Regions from separate parts of the Mus musculus genome. Here region 1 is linked to region 2. A link is a loop called in an ENCODE intact Hi-C map of the cell type or tissue named here. Cell type or tissue: gastrocnemius. All regions are shown on one strand. Each heading gives the region's core, and the rest is flanking DNA. Links, peaks and the distances in the headings are about the cores only. Region 1 holds the start of Olfr159 (olfactory receptor 159). Region 2 holds the start of Olfr155 (olfactory receptor 155).

Evidence for each region. Peaks named below come from ENCODE experiments on the same cell type or tissue, not always from the same donor. Only the 100,000 strongest peaks of a DNase experiment are listed, where the experiment ranks them.
Region 1: a loop joins it to region 2, with 9 times the contacts of the local background. A loop is called at or near these places in 13 of 42 quality-filtered maps.

The regions. Positions count from the first base shown.
Region 1 is chr4:43,769,022-43,779,682 of GRCm38, reverse strand. It overlaps Olfr159 (olfactory receptor 159), which reads left to right and starts at 8,674. Exons shown (of 1, transcript NM_019476.1): 1 at 8,674-9,633. The coding sequence starts at 8,674. The coding sequence ends at 9,633. In gastrocnemius, for the core only: no CTCF peak of the experiment used is centred there; no DNase peak of the experiment used is centred there.
Region 2 is chr4:43,844,175-43,854,835 of GRCm38, reverse strand. Olfr155 (olfactory receptor 155) reads right to left here and starts at 544. Exons shown (of 1, transcript NM_019473.1): 1 at 1-544. The coding sequence starts at 525. In gastrocnemius, for the core only: no CTCF peak of the experiment used is centred there; no DNase peak of the experiment used is centred there.

The DNA of each region.
Region 1 (10,661 bases), core at 1,804-9,803, 76 kb after region 2:
GGAGCAAGCCAGTAAGCAACACCCATCCATGGCCTCTGCATCAGCTCCTGCCTCCAGGTTCCTGCCTTGTTTGAGTTCCTGCTCTGACTTTCCTGATGAATAGCTATAGCTATATGGAAGTGTAAGCAAAATACTCTCTCTCTCTCTCTCTCTCTCTCTCTCTCTCACACACACACACACACACATACACACATATATATGCACGTATAGCACACATATACACATATATACATATATACACATACATTCACATATGTACACATATATACATATTCCACTTGCTCCATTATTTTTTGTTAGTCTCATGCAACCCAGGCTGGCCTCAACCTGATCCTCCTGCCTCAGCCTCCAAAGTGCTAGAATCATGGTCATGCACCATGACACTCTGCTCCAAAACACATGCTTTATTTCAGTCTGTTCAACTGAACTATGAGCAGCAGAAGTTACATATGACGACTAGTCTCAGTCTATACGCTTCTCTGCCCTTCGGTCCCCTTTCCCTTCCCTGACTTTTCTCTCCTTCCCTCCCCTCTGGTCTCATGCCCCACCCCATGTCCCTATTAACTTTTTGAAGAAAACAGTTTCCATCTAAAAGACACGATAAAATTTCTCACGTCTGCATTTCATAGTGACAGTTCTGTGTTGTCTGTGTGTCTCTCTCTCCCATAAATTGGTAACTGGATCTAGAAATGGAGGGGTTTTATTTAAGTGTAGTTACAGGTATATGGCTCTCCAAACAGTGCAGGTCTGTGGTAGCTTCTTCAATGGCTTTCCTGCTCTCGGTGCTTGCTTGGGTGTCCTGTTCGACGGTCACACTTCCTCTGCAGACCTGAATACAACCATGTTCTCTAAGACCCCTTTGTTTCCCTTACTGAGGGATGGTAATTTAGAAATCATAATCAGCATGCTAGGGTGCTATTTAGGTTGTCAGAACTTGTCATGGTGGAAAGAGCTAGGGAAAGAATTACATAATTACAGATAGAATATATAATATAGAGAGATAATATACAGCATTTATAAATTATAACTCACACCTACCATTCACAAGTAAATTATTTTTATTATTTAGACTATTATGGAATGACATGCATAAATGTTGTATTTGAGCTAACTATACATATTCATGTACCGCACAATAATGTGCTGCATGTATTACAGCTGCTCCTTAAGAGTGTAATGGGGCTAAGGACCTCATGTTCTTAATGACAACACAGCAGTTGTGGTGTTACTCTGTGGTGGACTGTGTCCATGGTTGTCCATGGAGATGCCACTGCAGACAAGCAGTCACATAGTTCTGACCTGAGAAGCCCCAGTAGTGCTCAGAGGGAGAGCAGCTGCCCAGGTTTTGGTGACTGTCAAATGAAGGGTTAATGGCTAACACTAAAGTCACTCTCATTGCCTGATCTAACAAGTGGCTATATCATAGACCGACCCTGGGTGGTCAGCTGGTGCCTTATTCAGGAATTTGTGTGTTTTTCAATAATTTATCTACTTATTCTCTTTACATCTCAATCGCAGCCACCATCCTTTCTGTTCCCCCACATAGCACCTCCCCCTCCACTCTCTCCTTCTCCTCTGAGAAGAAGGACGTGCCCCCTGAGTATCACCCCACCCTGTCATCAAGTGACATCAAGTCACTGCAGGACTAGGCGCATCCTCTCCCACTGAGGCCAGACAAGGTGGCCCAGTTAGGGAAAAGGAATCCACAGGCAGGCAACAGATTCATGGATATTCCCCAACTCTAGCTGTTGAGGGACTCACAGGAAGACCGAGCTGCACATCTGCTATGTACGTGCCAAGGGCTTAGGTCCAGCCTATGCTTGCTCTTTGGTTGGTAGTTCAGTCTCTAGTTGCCCTCAAGGGTCCAGGTTAGTTGGCTCTATTTGTCATCCTGAGGCATTCCTATTCCCTTTGGGTCCCTCAATCCTTTCTCCAACTCTTCTATAAGATACCCTGAGCTCTAACTAATGTTTGGCCATGCATCTCTGCATCTGTTTCCATCAGCTCCTGGGTGGAGTCTCTCAGATGACAGTTATGCTAGGCTCTTGTCTGCAAGTATAATAGAGTGTCATTAATAGTGTTAGAGATTGGTTCTTGCCCATGAGACAGGTCTCTCAAGTTGGGACAGTCATTGGTTGGCCATTCCCTCCATTTTTGCTCATCTTTGTCTCTGCACATCTTGTACACAGGACACATTTTGGGTGGAAGATTTTCTGGGTGCGTTGCTGTCCTTATCCCTCCACTAGGAGTCCTGCCTGTCTACAGAAGGTGGCCACTTCGGGCTCCATATTCCTCACTGATAGGAGTCTCAGTTAGAATCACCCACATAGACACTCAGAGGCCTCCCCCATCCCAGGTCTCTGGAACATCCTTGAGATGCTTCCTCTGCCCACTGCTGGTTTCTGTCACCCTCCCAACCCCCATCCCTTCTCTTGAACCCTCTGTCTCATTCACCCCTCCATCCCCTCCCCACCCAGTCACCTCCCTCCATCCATCTCCAATGTCTATTTTATTTCCCCTCTGAATAAGATTCAAACATTCTCCCTTAGGACCCCCTTGTTATTTGGCTTCTTTTGATCTGTGGATTGTAGAATGGGTATCCTATACTTTATGGCTAGTATCAACTTATCAGTGAGTACATACCATGCATGTCCTTTTGGGTCTGGGTTACCTCACTCAGGATGTTATTTTCTAGTTCCATGCATTCGTCTGCAAATTTCATGATGTCCTTGTTTTGAATAGCTGAGTAGTATTCTGTTGTGTAAATAAACCAAATTTTCTTTATCCATTTTTCAGTTGAGGAATATCTGAGTTGTTTATAGTTTCTGGCTATTATGAATAAAGCTGCTATGAACATAATTGAGCAAGTGTCCTTGTGGTATGGTGGAGTATCTTTTGGGTATATGCCCCAGAGTGGTATAGCCTTGAGGTAAAACTATTCCCAAAATTCTGAGAAACAGCCAAAAATGTTTTCCAGAGTGGTTGTACCAGTTTGCACCCCACCAGCATTGAAGAAGCGCTCCCCTTGCTCCACATCCTCACCAGCATCTGCTGTCACTTGAGTTTTTGATCGTAGCTATTCTGACTGTTGTAAGAGAGAATCTCATCCAGGCAGTGGTTGCACATGCCTTTAATCCCAGCACTTGGGAGGCAGAGGCAAGTGGATTTCTGAGTTCGAGGCCAGCCTGATCTACAGAATGAGTTGGAGAGAGAGAGAGAGAGAGAGAGAGAGAGAGAGAGAGAGAGAGAGAGAGAGAGAATATCAGAGTAATTTTGATTTGCATTTCCCTGATGACTAAGGACACTGAGCATGTTTTTAAGTGTTTCTTGGCCATTAAAGATTGCTCTGCTGAGAATTCTATTTAGCTTTGTACCCCATTTTTAAATTGGGTTATTTGAGTTGTTGGTGTCTAACTTCTTAAGTAAGTTCTTTATATATTTTGGATATTAGCCCTCTGTCAAATGCAGGGTTGGTGAAGATCTTTACCATTCTCTAGACTGCCATTTTTGTCCTAGTGACAGTGTCCTTTGCCTTACAGAAGCTTTTCAGTTTCTTGAGGTCCCGTTTATCAATTGTGCCTGAGCTATGGGTGTTTTGTTCAGGAAATTGTCTCCTAGACCCATGACTTCAAAACAATCCCCCACTTTCAATTCTATAAGATTTATTGTATTTGGTTGAGGTCTTTGATCCACTTGGACTTGAGATTTATGCAGGGTAATAGATGTGAATCTATTTGCATTTTTCTACATGCAGACATCCAATTTGACCAGCACCATTTGTTGAAGATGTTTTCTTTTTTTCCACTGTACCTCAGCCATTTAGAGCTGGGCTCACAATCAAAAATATAAGAATGCGTGTGTCGGGCTGGTGAGATGGCTCAGTGGGTAAGAGCACCCGACTGCTCTTCTGAAGGTCTGGAGTTCAAATCCCAGCAACCACATGGTGGCTCACAACCATCCATAACGAGATCTGACTCCCTCTTCTGGAGTGTATGAAGACAGCTACAGTGTACTTACATATAATTTTTAAAAAAAATGCATGTGTCCTTTATCCTTTCTTCAAGCACAAGAAATACTAAAAATTCAAACACGTAAAGCTTTGGCCTAAAGTGGCACTGGGGAAAGTGTTTCTATCAGTAAAGACATCTCCTCTTGAGCAGGGACTGTCTCTAACTCTATTTCCTGTCTTTGGGACCCTTTCCTCTTACTGAGCTGCCTCATCTCACCTTAATAGGAGAGCATACATCTAGTCTTACTGCATCTTGATATGCCAGGGCTGGTTGACATCCATGGGAGGCCACCCCTTTTCAAAATGAGAAAAAGAGGAGGAGTGAATGGGGAGAGGGGAGGAGGGGGGGGGAAGGACAGGAAAGAAAGAGGGAGGTGAAACTGTGCTCGGGATGTAAAGTAAATAAAGGAATGATAATAATAATATAGTAATATGTTACTATGAATAAAGTAAATAAATATAAACTAATAATATATATAAATAGTAAATAAATTCATAAAAACAAATAAATATATAAAGTAAATTTTAATTACTTCAGTCTCACTCTGCTAATTAGCTCTAAGATTAGAAAACAGTGGCCCTTCGTGTCCGCATAGCCTTTCGTGTCCGCATGCCCAGATTCTCCTTTTTCTTGTGTTGTGCATCCATTTCAACCTTACGCCCTAATGAGCAACTTAGAGTCCACTTTTATGTGCAAGAGAACATGATGTACCCAGGAGACATGATTTCATGAGATGGATGCTGCTGCTGCTGCTGCTATTGGAATTTGACAAACTATCCATAGCAAACATTTTTATAATTAAAACTACTCTTCTAAAATAACAGTAATCATTACAGCATAAGTACATTAACCAGTAGCATACTCATCTATATCGGTATAGATAGTGTGCACTATGTGTAATTGTGTGTTCTGTACTCTCTGGTGATTCCTATTATAGCACCAAGCATTTATTAATCCTGATTCTGTACTTTCCGAGGCTCTACATTTCTTAGAAACAAGGTAGTTCTTTCTAAGCTTTGTGAACTGCATCAGAGGTTGTTCTCCAGTGTCCAGCCTGCTCCGTGGCACAAGCAGGGACTTGTCAGCCTTCATAATCAGATGATCACCTGAGCTAGTTCCATATTTCAAACACACACACACACACACACACACACACACACACACACACACACACACACACACACATTGGTTCTGTTTATCTGGAGAACCCTGACTAATACACAACACCAAAATATCAGCCATTTATAAAGATTGAGTAAAATACGTTCAGACATATAAGGTCTTCAATATACTTTTCTCAAGAAGCTATTCAAGAATGTGTTCCACCAGAAAAGAAAGAGTAAAGCACTAAATGGGAAGATAGTTAAAAGACAGGAATCTAGTCTATGACCCAGGGTGTAGGACTCTGAAAGCAGACACACAGGAAAGGCAAACCAGCCTTGGCAGTCCAGAAACAGGTCTCTGTGGGGCTCTGTTCTCCAGACCCTGCTGCCTTCTACAGAGCCTGCTGTCTGGGGTGATCAACTTGAAGTACAGTGCCCCAGACAGCCCAGTCCCCAGTCTTCTCACTGTAAGCATGCCGCTCACTCAGCTCTTCCCCTCGTTCTGGCCCACTGATGGATTTGCTGGGGTCCCACTCTACCCACACAGTGCTCTGCCCTCATCACTTCTAGGAGGGAATCGAAGAGAGCACTGGGAAGCAGCAAACATGAAACGAGCCTCTCCTCTACTGCTCTTCCCAACCACATGTCTGGTCCCTTGTTACTCTGCAACCTTGCCTGGTTTACCCAGAAAGGGCTAGCAAAACCCTGAATTTACTGTGTGAGTTTTCCCTCACACAGAAGCAAGTGTGCCCTTTTTGTAGAAGGCTGAGTTTGCAATTCTTACTTCATTTCTCAATGGAACAATTCATTTACGTTGATCTTTTTGCAGGTGGTAGAGCCATGAAAGGAATCAAGAACGTGTTATTACTCTCCCTTGGCTGCAATACGAATGACACTAAGTTAACAGCTTAAAACAATCCCCATCTATAAGTGAGATGTCTGAGTAAGAGTGGTGAGGGCTAGGAAATAAAGAAGGGACAAAAGAGAGAAAGGGAGAGAGAGAGAGAGAGAGAGAGAGAGAGAGAGAGAGAGAGAGAGAAAGAAAGGAAGGAGGAGGAGGTGGTGGTGGAGGAGGAAAGAGAGAGAGGGAGGGAGGGAGGAAGGCAGGCAGGCAAGGCAAGGCAAGGCAAGACAAGACAAGACGCCTCTTCCAAGCTCATTTAGACTTTTGGTAGAACTCAGGTTCTCTTGTTGGTAGTCTGTGGTCTTTGATGACGGTTCCAAGGGCCAGTCTCTGCTCCTCCTGGTTGCACTTTGGCATGTAGAATCCTTTCCATTCAGTAAATATGGTTGCTCACCTAACCAGACCAGATTCAACTGGATAATCTTAAGATCAACCACCACGGGGCTTTAATGGCACTGGGAAAGAGCACTTCATACTACCTGGGCGCTGCTGGCTCCCAGGCGGGCAGGGAATCATGGGACTCTGCCCAGAAGTAACTTCTACAAAAGTCAGTAGTCATCACTCTCAAAGAAATAGAAGGAAGTCTATTTCAGGAGGGAGATGAGGCGTTCCCAAAGTCCTGGAGTGGGGAGGCAGAGCAGGATGGAGGCTTCATCATGTACTGGAAAATTCTAGTTTATAGTTTTCATCCTGAGTAAGGCACACATAATGTGATTTTTATTTTTTTCTTAAACAGTATATATTTGTTATTCTTCTTAAGTTATAATTGCATGTGTTTATTTAATGTGTATATAGGTCCAGGTTTGTGTCACTGCACATGTATGGCACATGTAAGATCAGGGGATGGCTTGTAGGACTTCAGTTCTCTCCTACCATGTGAGTCCTGGGGCTCAAACCCAGGTCATCAGGTTTGGCAGCCTTGGCGGCAAGTGTCAAGAATCATGGTCAGATTTACTTATGGCCCTTCTAATGCCCTTTATGCCTGGACTGTGGCAGGAGCTTGCAATTTCTCAGGAACCCTTGAGGTGTCTTGCTTCTGTAAAGTACTGAGCTCTTGAATTTGCAAATAGCCAAGCATCTGAAGCCACAAGGATTTCCCTTTTGCAGTGTGTGGGTCTCACAATCTCCCCAGATTAGTATGTGCTGAGAGTTCTTATCAGCCTCTATTGCAACAGGGCCAGGATGACCCTTCTTTTCCAGTGCTTGTCAACAACTCGGGCAGAAACAAAGTATTTCTGGAGGGATTTCAGAATAATTGGATCATGGGGATGTGGTCCCAGGAGGACAGGAACTTTCTTAACTTTGTCACTTCAGTTTTGTAACTTCAAATCACGTCAGGGACTGGATTAATCCCAAAAGCAAAGTGGGGTTTAAATGGCTTTGTGTATGTCTCCAAAGGTCCTTTGTGGATTTATCCAAACAGAGAGCAAAACAAGAAAACAAAACGTGAGCTAAGGGTCTCACTCCTTGGCTGATGCCTAAGCCAGATGAGCTATTTCTGACTGAAGGGTTATTTCTAGACCTTAAATAAGTGATTTTTATCAGCATACTTATCAAAAAGGTAAGATAGCAGTGTGTGTGTGTGTCTGTGTGTGTGTGTGTGTGTGTGTGTGTGTGTGTGTGTGTGTAGCCCAAGCCCAAAGGCAAGCACTCTACCACTGAGTTAGCTTCCTAGACCTTAAGAAACACTTTTTAAAGTTACATTTGTATTTGTGTGGGGGCGTGTGCACACCAAGGCACGCTCAGGGAGGTCAGAGGATGATTGTGGGAGTCAGTTTTCTCTTGCTACCATGTAGATCCTGGGGAGTCAAACTGACATTGCCAAGCGAACACTTTTAAAAGAATAAAGAAACTCTTGTGGGCCAGCCACATTCCTGGCTTCCTTCCTCATGTTAAGTGCCATGGGGAATACAACAGTGAGAGGAAAGAGCAGAGCAGGGATGTGTACGGAAGCCAAAGAGAGCAATTCACAGCATCCAGAATTCCTCATGTGGACGAGTGTCTCAGTAACAATGAGGTCTGAGGTGAGCGTCTCCACAGAGGAGGAGGGGCTTAGCAATTCCCATACCCTGGCCAATGACATATTGTTAGTGACAGTTCTTTTAATGCACGTTCCAGAAGAACTTGGTATTTGTGTGAATATACTAATGGACAAGCAAGTGGCCCAGGACCATGTACATCATGAAGTCGCATAAGGAAAGAAGAAGAAGGCAGCCCACAGAATTACTCACATGGGGGATGCACAGGAATCGAGGACAAACAGTAGCAGGGTTTTCAACCAAACAGAGGATTCCTGGGTGAAATTTTCAAGTAAAATATAATATTCCTTGCCACAGCTGAGTCAAATAAACTGCCCACAAGTGGCCCAACCTCGGCTAAATGTGTGATACCTGTTTTAAATGTGATGAACAAAATTAAATTTACTCAGGTGACATTTCAAACATCTCTGCAAGGGTTAGATACCACCAAGCAGGTGTTGTTCGTTCAGGGTCCCTGCCTTTGACTCAGAACAATATGGACGACTGATTTCCACAGATCATCAGAGCTCTGAGCCAATTGCTCCTCAAGGAGTTCTTTCTCACAGGTTCCCTTGGCGTTATAGGCATCAGAGAAGCCTGAAAGTGACCTTCTGAGTTTCTGAAACATAGGAGGAAACATGGAGAGATCCAACAAGACCACCCCTGTGTCCAGCTTCATCCTCCTGGGTCTCTCCGCCCACCCAAAGCTGGAGAAAACCTTCTTCGTGCTCATCCTGCTGATGTACCTGGTGATCCTGCTGGGCAATGTCGTCCTCATCCTGGTGAGCATCCTCGACTCCCACCTGCACACGCCCATGTACTTCTTCCTGGGGAACCTCTCCTTCCTGGACATCTGCTACACCACCTCCTCCGTCCCCCTCATTCTGGACAGCTTCCTGACCCCCAGGAAGACCATCTCCTTCTCGGGCTGTGCCGTGCAGATGTTTCTCTCCTTCGCCATGGGAGCCACAGAGTGTGTGCTCCTGGGCATGATGGCGTTTGATCGTTATGTGGCCATCTGCAACCCCCTTAGATATCCTGTGGTCATGAGCAAGGCTGCCTATGTGCCCATGGCCGCCGGCTCCTGGGTATCTGGAAGCATCACTGCCACAGTGCAGATATCTTTAGCAATGACACTGCCCTTCTGTGGGGACAATGTCATCAATCACTTTACATGTGAGATCCTGGCAGTCCTGAAACTGGCCTGTGCTGACATCTCCATCAATGTCATCAGCATGGCAGTGGCTAATGCAATGTTTTTGGGGGTCCCTGTCCTCTTCATCTTTGTCTCCTACATCTTCATACTCTCCACCATCCTGAGGATCCCCTCTGCCGAGGGGAGGAAGAAGGCCTTCTCCACCTGCTCTGCCCACCTCACCGTGGTACTTGTCTTCTATGGGACCATCCTGTTCATGTACGGGAAGCCCAAATCCAAGGACCCATTGGGGGCAGACAAACAGGACCTTGCAGACAAGCTCATCTCCCTCTTCTATGGAGTGGTGACCCCCATGCTGAACCCCATCATCTACAGCCTGAGGAACAAGGATGTGAAGGCCGCTGTGACAAACCTGGTGGGCCAGAAACACTTCAAGTGGTGATGGTGCATGGACCTTCATGGTCTTTGTCTCCCTGTATAATCTTTTTTTTTTCTCTTAAAAAGCTGTGTGGTTTTTTTTTAAAATCACATTTATCTATTTATTGATTGGGGTGCACAGAATAGTATGTGCATGGAGGTCTGAGGACAGTTTCTGGGAGTTGGATCTCACTTTCCATCACGTGGGTTCCAGGGATCAGACACAAGTTTGGAGGTCAGTGCCCTTACCTGGTGAGCCACCTGGCTGACCCTCCTGTATAATCTTTATTAAAGATTATACAATAAATCTCAATGCTCAGAAGAGCTCTGTATGAATAGGTAATTCTCCTACCTCATTCTAGAAGAAATTCCTCAAATTTTCATGGTCATTTCATTGAACACTCTGGATCTTATACATTGTTTTTAAAGACTTAAAAATTATTGATGTGTTTCTGTGTGAGTTTATGTGTACCCTATGAATGCAGTTATCTATAGAGGCCAGCAGAGGGCACCAGGTCCCCCAGAAGTTACAGGAGTCACAGGTGGCTATGACTGCCCTGTGGGTGCTGACTGAAGCGGGTGCTCTACAAGAACAGTAAGTGCTGTTAACCACTGAGTTGTCTCTCCAGCCCCCGGTCTCACACTTGCTCATGGATACTCACCTCACAGGCCAAGAAATAATGGCCAGGGAGAAGCTGTAAGTCGGGTCTTCCCTTCACTGGCTCCTCAGGTTCTCTACAAACATTCAGCCATAGTTCATGAGTAGCCACTCTCCTCTCCCTCCCTCCTTCCCTTCCTCCTTCCTAGGGAACAGGGTCTCAGTGTGAAGCTGAGGCTAGCCTCAGACTCAGGATCCTCCTGCCTCTACCTGTCTCTATTTTTACATTAAGTTGTACTTTGATATACCATATAGCTCAGTATCTGGTAATATTTACCTTTTCCCATGTCTAATGCAAATGCTTAATAAATGTCTCCTGCATTGCTCTCTTCCTGTGTGTTCATAACCAGTCTCTGGTCCTATATCAAGATCCTTGCCAGAAGTCATTGAGCCGT
Region 2 (10,661 bases), core at 1,111-9,110:
GATGACATTGTCCCCACAGAAGGGCAGCCGCATTGCCAAAGATGTCTGCACTACAGAATTAGTGATACCACCTGCCCAGGAACTGGCAGCCATGGGCACATAGGCAGCCTTGTTCATGACCACAGGATATCTAAGGGGGTTGCAGATGGCCACATAACGATCAAACGCCATCATACTCAGGAGCACACACTCCGTGGCTCCCATGGCGAAGGAGAGAAACATCTGCACGGCACAGCCCGAGAAGGAGATGGTCTTCCTGGGAGTCAGAAAGCTGTCCAGAATGAGGGGGACAGAGGAGGTAGTGTAGCAGATGTCCAGGAAGGAGAGGTTCCCCAGGAAGAAGTACATGGGCGTGTGCAGGTGGGAGTCGAGGATGCTCACCAGGATGAGGACGCCGTTGCCCAGCAGGATCACCAGGTACATCATCAGGATGAGCACGAAGAAGGTTTTCTCCAGCTTTGGGTGGGCAGAGAGGCCCAGGAGAATGAAGCCGGACAGGGGGGCGGTCTCATTGGATCTGTCCATGGTACATTCGGTTTGAAACCTGCAGGAACTCAGCAATCAGCATCAACATTGTCTTCCTCCCAAAGCTCCTGGGCAGCCAAGCCAAAGCCTTGTCCTGCCAAGCAGCCAGAGGCACCTTTGACAATCTTGGAGTCTCTATGGAATTGTTCACTTCTAGGAAATACACAGTAGGGGGATATTTAACTTTCTAATGTAGTAACAAGTTAAGCTGAACTATCCCTCCTGCAGAGGACAATTCAGAAAAAACGGCAAAGTGTATAAAACATCTCTATAAAGCACTGGAGAGAAAGAAGAAGTTATTTGGATAAGATTCTGGGAAAAACAAGGGTCCAAGAGACCTTGGTACTCCACTGGCAGCCTTGTGGAGAGAAAGAACAGGACTTGATGCACAAGGACCAGTGTGCAGGGCACCCATCCAAAGCAAACCCCTCCCCTTTGCAATGGAACCCCAGGCAGCACCACAGCACTGAGGTAACTCGGGAGGGTACAGGCATTAGTGAGTGCTTTCAGTCAGTGATCCTAGGACTTTAGTGCTTTCAAATCCACAGCAGAAGCAGATGCAGACCCCTCCGAAGGAAGGTAGCATCACGCCAGTCTGAAATTGTTCCTGTGAGTAGCTTTTCAAATGCTGCCACACATTTTAAAAGAACAAAGTGTGTGTGAGAGAGGGGGCGTTAGGGGGATAGCCCAGTGGATGGGGTTCTTGCTGTGCTACCATGAGAATCAAGTTCAGATACTCAGCACCTTGATAGAAAACCAGATGTTCATAATGGCCTGCACACCTTCCCAGGGCCTGAGAGGCAAAGACATGGGATCCCTGTGGCACACTGACCAGCAAGGCTAGTCAAATCATCATGTCCCAGGTTCCCTGGGAGAACCTGACTCAGTAAATAAATGAGTGATTGAGGAAGACACCCAGTGTTCACTGTTGTCCTACACACACACACACACACACACACACACACACACACGTACACACATACACACATACACACGTTCACATACACATTTGAACATACATGTATAACACAGATGCGCAGGAGAGAGAGAGACAGACAGACAGACAGAGACAGAGGGAGAAAAAGAAAGAGAGGGAGAGAATAAAGTCTAAAGGTAGACAACTCAAATGAAAACCAGCAGAAACCACTCGGAAAATACAACAGTGCTTTCCTGGAGACAATGGCAGTCTGGGCAACAGCTCTAGGACACTGGCATTGCTCTGGGAGTCAGCGCGATCGTACTGATGCCACAGTGACCAGCTCGTTGACACGTCTCTCCACTGGGAGCCCAGGCCTGCCCTGGTCACTCTGGGGAAGCTTGATGAACACCTCAGAATTTTAAGTTCCTCTCAACCCTAGGTTTTGTTCTGGGCCAGGATAAAACAAAACCAAACAATACCACCAGAGCCCTCAAAGCAATAATGAACATTTGTTTGCAACCTCGAGCATAGGGACTCATGGCCACAGTCACTGAAATGACAGGAACTTCCCAGATGCTCATCCAGGGTCTCCTCAGTGCTTATGCCAGGCTGGCACACTGTTCTGTTGTGTGTAGACTCAGTAACTGTCACCAAGTTAGGGCCATAGTAACTCAATCTGAGTTAACAGACTCTTACAGGACATCGCCTATGAGCTGGACATAATTCTAGGTTTAGGGGACATTGCAATGAAAAAGGCACAGTACTTGACCCTAGAGGGCTGAAGTTTTCAGTAAGGAACTAGTTGTGAAAATGAACAATTACCTGAACAATGTCAGTACTATCAATGTAAAATATTGTGTTACCACAGTGATCACAATAGGCCTTAGATACACTTAACAACCTGTCTCCTTGCTGACAGTGGTTTCTCCTTCCTACATTCCTGAGAAGCCTGGAGCCCAGGCTTGCCTGTCAGAGTCCTAGTGAACTGAACTGTGCTTCTTGTAGCCTCTAGCTGGCCCTGTCATCTGAAACCCCACCCCCAGGACAACCAGTCTCTCTTCCATACAGCACCCCTCCAAACATCCACGAAGGGTTGGGTGTCAACATGAAGATAAGCAAGAATCTATCTGTTTCCTCTGAGGTTTTAAAGATAGAAAGTATCCCTTAGAGGTAAAACACCATTCAGGAGTCAAATACAAGGCTGATAGTGAGAATAGTCCCAAAGACAGCCCGGGACACAGAACACACTGCCTGTGTGATATATGGACTGGGCAGGGCAGGGCAGTAGCCAGCTGGGTTTTCCATTCTCCTTTGTCCAGCCCTCATGCCCCCCCCCCAGAAATCTGTGTTTTGTAAAGGAGACATTTCCTTTGATGTCACCAGCACCAAGTTCAGAAATCCAGCTCATGGGTATCTTCAGAATGTGGGCTCTACCACTGAGAAAATGCACATGGTTTCAGGAACTGCTTGCTGCGATTCTGGCCAACTCTTTCCTCGGATCTGAGCCTAAGGACTACTGCAGCTCCATGGGTCTGTGTGATTCTAGAATACCGCCACCCTGCCGCAGGCCCCTCTGTTGTAGACAGGCTGATCTGAAGTGTTGACTCTGCTTGTACAAGTCTGCCATTGCTTTGATCAAAGTTGCACTTACCTTGCTTGGGAACATGTTTACCAAAAATAGCTGATTTCTCAAAGAGTGGAGAGTGCTTGTATCAGAAACAGAGGCAGTGGGCCTGCAGAACTGGAGTGAGAGCTCAGAACGTGTGACTCCCAAAGGGTCAGGCTGGACCTCTCCCCAGCACCTGCCCCCCGTACTCAGGGTGCAACCTGCAAAGGCTGGGACATTGCCCTTAGAAGTCAATTTAAATTCCACTTAGTTCTTTGGGACCTATGTAGTCCCCGAAGTCATTTAAAGCTCAGAAAGTATGTTGTCCTCAGCTTAGAAACTTTGCGTCCTTCTGGGATAGCGTCCCTAAGATCCAATTATATGGAAGTTTACTGACTGAGATTTTTCATCCTTTCCTTTCTTCTCTCTTTCTTTCTCTCTTTCTCTGAACAACATAATTGGATCAGCGGTGTTCACAACTGTTTAATGATTACATGACTCTTCAGGCCCCCTCCCCAGCTACTTTTCTTCAGTGCTGTGGCCAACAAGCCCCACCACTGCTACCTAGTCTGTGCTTCAGTGGTTTGGAGGGGAGATCTTAGTGAAAAATGTATAGTCTTTACATTTTATCTTGTTGAGCACCGTGAAGCAACTGGCTGTGATCTCCCTCAGTCCTCACTGGGCATCCAATAAAAATGACCGCCTCTGGCTTCCTCTCATCTGTGCATGTCTCCCTTGACCTCTTGGGACTCACTCACAGTGTGTGACCCAGGACAGGGTCTAGAGAATGGGCTTGTTCTTTTCTTTTACTTTTTATCCATCAATTAATTAAAATTTGAGACACAGTCTCATGTTAGCTCAGGCTCCTGGCTGGCCTTAAACTCCAGATCCTCCTGCCTCCACCTCACAAGGGTTGGAATTCCAGGCCTGGCTCACTGAGGCAGGGCTTGGCCTTCAGGAGTGCACCCTCTAGTGTCATGGAAACAGGCACACACAGGATGGCTCAGGGGTAGGGCACCTGCCTCACTGGGAATCCATTCTCAGCACTGGAAAATGGGCAGGAGAGAGGAGGAGTGGAAGGAGGAAGAGGAGAGAAGGGAGAAGAAAGGAAAGACTGAGCTGGGTGGCTGTGGTGGTTTGAATAGGTTTGGCCCCGTATACTCTTGTGTTTGAATGCTTGGCCCACAGAAAGTAGCACTATTAGGAGGTGTGGCCTTGTTGGAGGAGGTGTGTCACTATGGAGGCTGGCTCTGAGGTCTTCTATGATGAAGCTAAGCCTTGTGTGGCACACAGTCTCCTCTCGATGCCTGTCTATCAGATGTAGAACACTCCAGCCCCATGTGTTTCTGCAGCCAGCCATGTTTCCTGCCATGAGGATAATGAACGGAACCTCTGAAGCTATAAGGCAGCCCCAATTAAATGTTGTCTTAGTTAGGGTTTTATTGCTGTGAACAAACACTACAGCCAAGAAACTCATAAAAGACAGCATTTAATTGGGGCTGGCTTATAGTTTCAGAGGCTCAGTCCAGGGTCATCATGGTGAGAAACATGGCAGCATCCATCCAGTGGTGGAGAAGGAGCTAAAAGGTCTCTCTTGATCCAAAGGCAGGCAGGCAGGAGAAGGCTATCATGTCTTACACTGGGCAGAGCTTAAGCATATATATTACCTCAAAGTCCTGCCTCCGCAGTGACATTCTCCCCCAACAAGGCCACACCTTCTCCAACAAGGCCACACCTCCCAATAGTTGCTACTCCCTGAGCCAAGCATGTTCAAACCACCACAAATGTTTTTCTTTATAAGAATTGTGGTTATGGTGTCTTTTCATAGCAATACAAACCCTAAGACAATGGCACATGCCTTTAATCCTGGGACTCTGGAGGCAGAAGCAGGTGGATCTCTGAGTTCAAGGCCAGCCAGGTCTAGCTGCCTACCTACTATGCAATTTGGGAGGAGGCAGAGCCACCCCTCCTAGTCTAGAGCCTGCAGCACTAATCTACTCTGCAGAGATGCACATCTTCTGCCTTCACTCCACGCTGGAGGGAAGCCCTGTAGCCAGAGCAGCCAGGAGATACTTGGGTTTTGATTTATCAAGACAAATTTTAACGTGTTGGGCATCTCTCATTCCACATGTGTGCTTGAGTGTATGTAAATTTGATTTGCCAAGGATAAGTGATGTGAGCCCCAGACCCTTAGTGTTTCCCAGAGAGATAGTCGCATTTGTTGCGTTTTCCTGACCACAAATGTGGACACGATACCCCTTGGAGTCACATGCCTTCCCAAGGCTCCTGGAAAGGTTTCGATGCAGTTCAAAGGATTTAGAGATTCTGCCTGCAATCAGGAGAAGCAGTACAAGCTCTCACATAATGGAAAGAACCAAACAACGGCTGGAGCAAGATGTTGTAAGGTCAGGAAACCAGCGCTCCGAGGAGGGAGAAGGAGGCTGCCTCCAGATGAGGTGAGGAGAAAAAGCCCCCTCAGCAGAGAGACCACACATGTAGACACATGCTGCGTACAGGAGTGAGGACCCCACGTGGGTCTGGATGTCTGAATGCTGGGCTCTCAAACCATCCTGGCTTGACCTGCTCTTTCATCCTAGGTAGCCTAGCTTACCTGGTCTTCCACATCTGCTACTGAGAGGCTCCTCGTGTAGTTTCCATGCCCTGTGCCAGAAAGAGCTTCAGCCACAGGGACCCACCTGGCCCAGGGGCAGGGAGCAAACAGGCTGTCCAGTGGCAAAAACCCCCTAAACCTGTCTCTTAGGGGTCTTGAACCTCAAACACAAGGCATAGCCATTGAGCTAAGGAAGAGAGGGAGAAAGACGGAAGCATGGTAATGCAGGAGGCAGAGACTGGAAGCTGGGATTATGATAGCTGAGACTTGGGTACAAGGAGGAGAGCAGAGGCTATCAGTCCAAGTGAGAAGCTGAGAATCAAGACTGGGAGGTGAGAGTGAGTGTAAAAGAGCTCCTGGCACCATCAGTCAGAATGCTCTGCTACAGAAGGGCTGACGGCAACTCCTCAGGCTCTGACTGACACAGTGAGGGGAACCCCAGAATTGTCCTACAGCCTTTCATGAAAGCAAGTGTGATAAAATGGAGGCTACAGGAATCCAGAGGGCAAAAGACAAAGATACTAGATCTCACAAATGCTCATGTAGGAGGGTCCCTCCCTGCTCACAATCCAAGTTCCTATCCACTACTATTCTAGTTGTTTCCAGAACTCTTTTTTTTCATTTTTTATTAGGTATTTAGCTCATTTACATTTCCAATGCTATACCAAAAGTCCCCCATACCCACCCACCCCCACTCCCCTACCCACCCACTCCCCCTTTTTGGCCCTGGCATTCCCCTGATATCTCCAGAACTCTTTTCTCTCCCTCTCCCTCTCCCCCCTCTCTGTCTCTTTCTCTGTCTGTCTCTGTCTGTCTGTCTGTCTGTCTGTCTGTCTGTCTCTCTCTCTCTCTCTCTCTCTCTCTCTCTCTCACACACACACACACACACACACACACACACACACACACACACGCTCTTGCTTGCTTGTGTCCTCAACAAGTAACTCTCCAGCCTTCCAAACATCAAATGGGGATGCTACAATTTAAGTGAGCTGTGTCTCCCCACTTCAGATGCTAGTCAGAAGTCTGGTCCCCCATGCTTTTTCTTAGCCAGATGTAATTGTAGTGGTGTTCCCACAACCTCCATCTTGGGCTCAGTGGTATACATGAGTGGCTTGCGAAATTCAAGAAATATTTTCATTTACTAGTTTAAATATCATTTATTTGTGTCTGTGTGTTTACCACATTGCCACAACCCTCACGCTCACTTTGGAGATTTGTTTGGAGCAATAGACAGCACAAAACGTGAAAAGCCATCTTAACGGTACCTCTTACTGGCACGAATGACTCACTGATATCAAAGCATAACAAATCCAATCTACCGAAAACTCCCCAAACACAGACATTGTCACCAGTGATTTATTCATTTGCAGACACCAGTGCAGCTGGGTACAACAGAAGTACAGAAATTATGCACTGAAGTATCAGTGTCAACCACGCGGCTGCTGCACCCTGCCATCCAGACAGGCACCCCTCCTCCTCACCCGCGCTGAGGAGAGCCTTTAAGACTCAGAGTCTGGCTTGTGGGGGAGAGAAAGCAGCCCCTTCTATTCATTGGCTAGAGCTCTAATGGAAAGACAGATTGATGAAAGAAAAGCACACCACTTTATTCAACTCTTCATGGTGTAGAAGTTTTTTGTTTTGTTTTGTTTTGTTGTTGTTTTGGTTTTTTTTTTTTAAGCCTTTATGTGCTGGAGGAATGGCTCAGTGGTTTAAAATCACTGGAAGCCCCTTCTGGCCACGGTGGGCACCAGGATTGCATGTGACATGGACAAATACGTACACAAAATACCCATACACATGAAATAAGTAAACAAACCATAAACAGCTTTTATTTTTTATTAATAAGTGTCCATGTATACTCTCATGCCCATGGGAGCAGGTGCCAGGCAGAAAAGGAAGTATTCAAGTCCCCTGGAGCTGGAGTTAGAGGTGGCTGTGAACCATCCTATGTAGGTGATAGGAACTGAACTCGAGTCCTCTGGAAGAGCAGCACATGTTACTAACCACTGAGCCATCTCACCTCGCCAGCCCCTCAGGAGCTTATCGTAAGAGAAAGAAAAGCTAAATCTGAATGTTCATTTCAGTAAGTTTGATAGAAAATGGAAAGTCACTGAGAATTATATCCTGGGATAGAAAGAATGAACTAGTATAGTAATTAGGAAAACAGTCAGGCTTATTTATTTAGATTTCTCCTGGCACTCTGTGCTGTCTGGTCTTATGTCAACTTGACACACAAGCTAGAGTCATATGAGAGGAGGAAACCTCACCTGAGAAAATTATCTCCATAAGATCCAGCATATAGGGCATTTTTATTTTTATTTTTTCCTTTGATTTAAGTTTTATTGCATTATGATGAGAAGAGATACATAATTTCAATTTATCTGAATTTGTTAACATTTAAAAACATATTTTGAGGGAATAGACTTACATCACATTCTTCTTTCCCTTTTGTACCCCAACTCCTCCCAGAGACCCCCCCCCCAAACCTGCAATACCTTTCGGTTTTTATCATATTCTTTAATATTTATAAAATATTGTAACAATAAAATAGAACATTATAAAAGTTTTTTGATATAAAACATCAATCAATTGAACAGTCTTATGTAGATATTTGTCTACAGCAATACTGAAAATACGTACATTTTTCTCAATAAAAATTTTAAATAACTCCAAATATATTAACTGTGTGATATTTTAAAACAATATATCACTATTAGTTTTTTAATGAACATAAATAAAGTATTTTTGTTTGTTTGTTTTGTTTTTAGTAGAGCTTAAAATCTTGGCTCTTACTGTGGTACAAACACAAAATAAGAACAGTTTTTGGAATTGGAATTCATTGTAATAAGGCTGTACTTGAATGTCCCTCACATCACCAAAGGATTTTACCTCCATAGTAGATAAGCTAAGAGTTGACAGTTCTGTTGTGCCAAGGAATGAATTGTAGGCATGATTTTTGGATATAGAATTCCTGCTACGGTCAAAGCTACTTGACTTGAGTGATTGTCATCATTCTCAGACCACAGGGAACAGGTTACATTCATTTAAGAAATGGTGTGTGTATTAAGATGGTCTATCCATGAAGTCATTCATTAACTGTTTCAGTGAACAATGGATCTGCTTGGAGGGTGGCACAGACGTTAGGTGAGAGTAAGGTTCTGGTTCATTGGCTGTGATGATTTTGAAAAGCATTCATCTCAGAATAAGAGTAACTTATAAAGTTCTCTTCTTCAAAATTGATACAATAATTATAAATATCAAGCAAAGCCTTCAGTCTCACTCTTGCTGTTCTCTTACAAGCCACCTCCCAAATTAATTGTCTACATTTCTTTTGGCTGTATAAATAATTTTGAAATATGTAAGCTATTCTGAAAACCATAGTATAGTGTAAAAACATCAAATAAACAATCCTATGAATAAAGAGGCTGAGATAGAAGCATGATTTCAAGACCATTATGTGGCACACAACAAGACACTGTCATGTACAAACAAGCAGAAAGTGTATATGGATTGTACAATATTGGACCCATTTCTCCCATTACCAAATTAGAGAGACCACAGGATGGCAGCCGACAAATTTCTAATTCCTCATATTTTTGAATTTCAATTGATTAGGATGTATTGGTATTAATTTTCAAATTAAGAGATACTAAGGAAAAGTGATTGTTACTTCCTGTTAATTTTCTTGTTAAGAGGTGGAATTATGTTTGTGTGGGTTTGTTGAAAGATTACTTTCTTGCTTCTTCTAGGGTGTAGTTTCACTCCTTCTGTTGGTGTTTTCCATCTATTATCCTTTGTAGGGCTGGATTTGTGGGAAGATATTGTGTAAATTTGGTTTTGTCATGGAATATCTTGGTTTCTCTGTCTATGGTGACTGACAGTTTTGCTGGGTATAGTAGCCTTGGCTGGCATTTGTGTTCTCTTAGGGTCTATATGACATCTGCCCAGGATCTTCTGTCTTTCATAGTCTCTAGTGAGAAGTCTGGTGTAATTCTGATAGGTCTGCCTTTATATGTTACTTGACCTTTTTCCCTTATTGCTTTTAAAATTCTTTCTTTGTTTAGTGCTTTTTGTGTTTTGATTATTATGTGACAGGAGGAATTTCTTTTCTGGTCCAGTCTATTTGGAGTTCTGTAGGCTTCTTGTATGTTCATGGGCATCTCTTTCTTTAGGTTAGGGAAGTTTTCTTCTATAATTTTGTGAAGAAATTGGCCCTTTGAGTTGGGAATCTTCGCTCTCTTCTATACCTGTTATCCTTAGGTTTGGTCTTCTCATTGTGTCCTGGATTTCCTGGATATTTGGGGTTAAGAGCTTTTTGCTTTTTGCATTTCCTTTTTTTTCACCTAAAAAATGACTTTAATTGAGCATTGTCATTTTTATCATACTTTAGTTTTTGCTAACCTTAGTACTCCTAGCTTCCTTCTCTTTTAACTAGGGTGATGCCGGAGTCATAGGACCAGGCAGTCTTTGCCAACTAAGCAGGCCAGTGTTTTCTGAGTGGTTTCAGAAACACTATTGCAGCCCAGGCCAGCAAAGGAGAGCAGCTGAGATAAGCACCTTGCTGGACCAGAGGGAGCTGGAGCGCTTCCTGCTAATCCTGGAAAGGGCAGAGTCACCTGATTTTTGCATTTTCTTTGACTGTTGTGTCAATGTTTTCTATGGTATCTTCTGCCCCTGAGATTCTCTCTTCTATCTCTTGTATTCTGATGGTGATGCTTGCATCTACGACTCCTGATCTCTTTCCTAGGTTTTCTAACTCCAGGGTTGTCTCCTTTTATGATTTCTTTATTGTTTCTAGTTCCATTTTTAGATCCTGGGTGGTTTTGTTCCTTCCCTTTGCCTGTTTGATTGTGTTTTCCTATAACTCTTTAAGGGATTTTTGTGTTTCCTCTTTAAGGGATACTAGCTATTTACCTGTGTTCTCCTGTATTTCTTTAAGGGAGTTATTTATGTCCTTCTTAACGTCCTCTATCATAGTCATGAGAAGTGATTTTAGA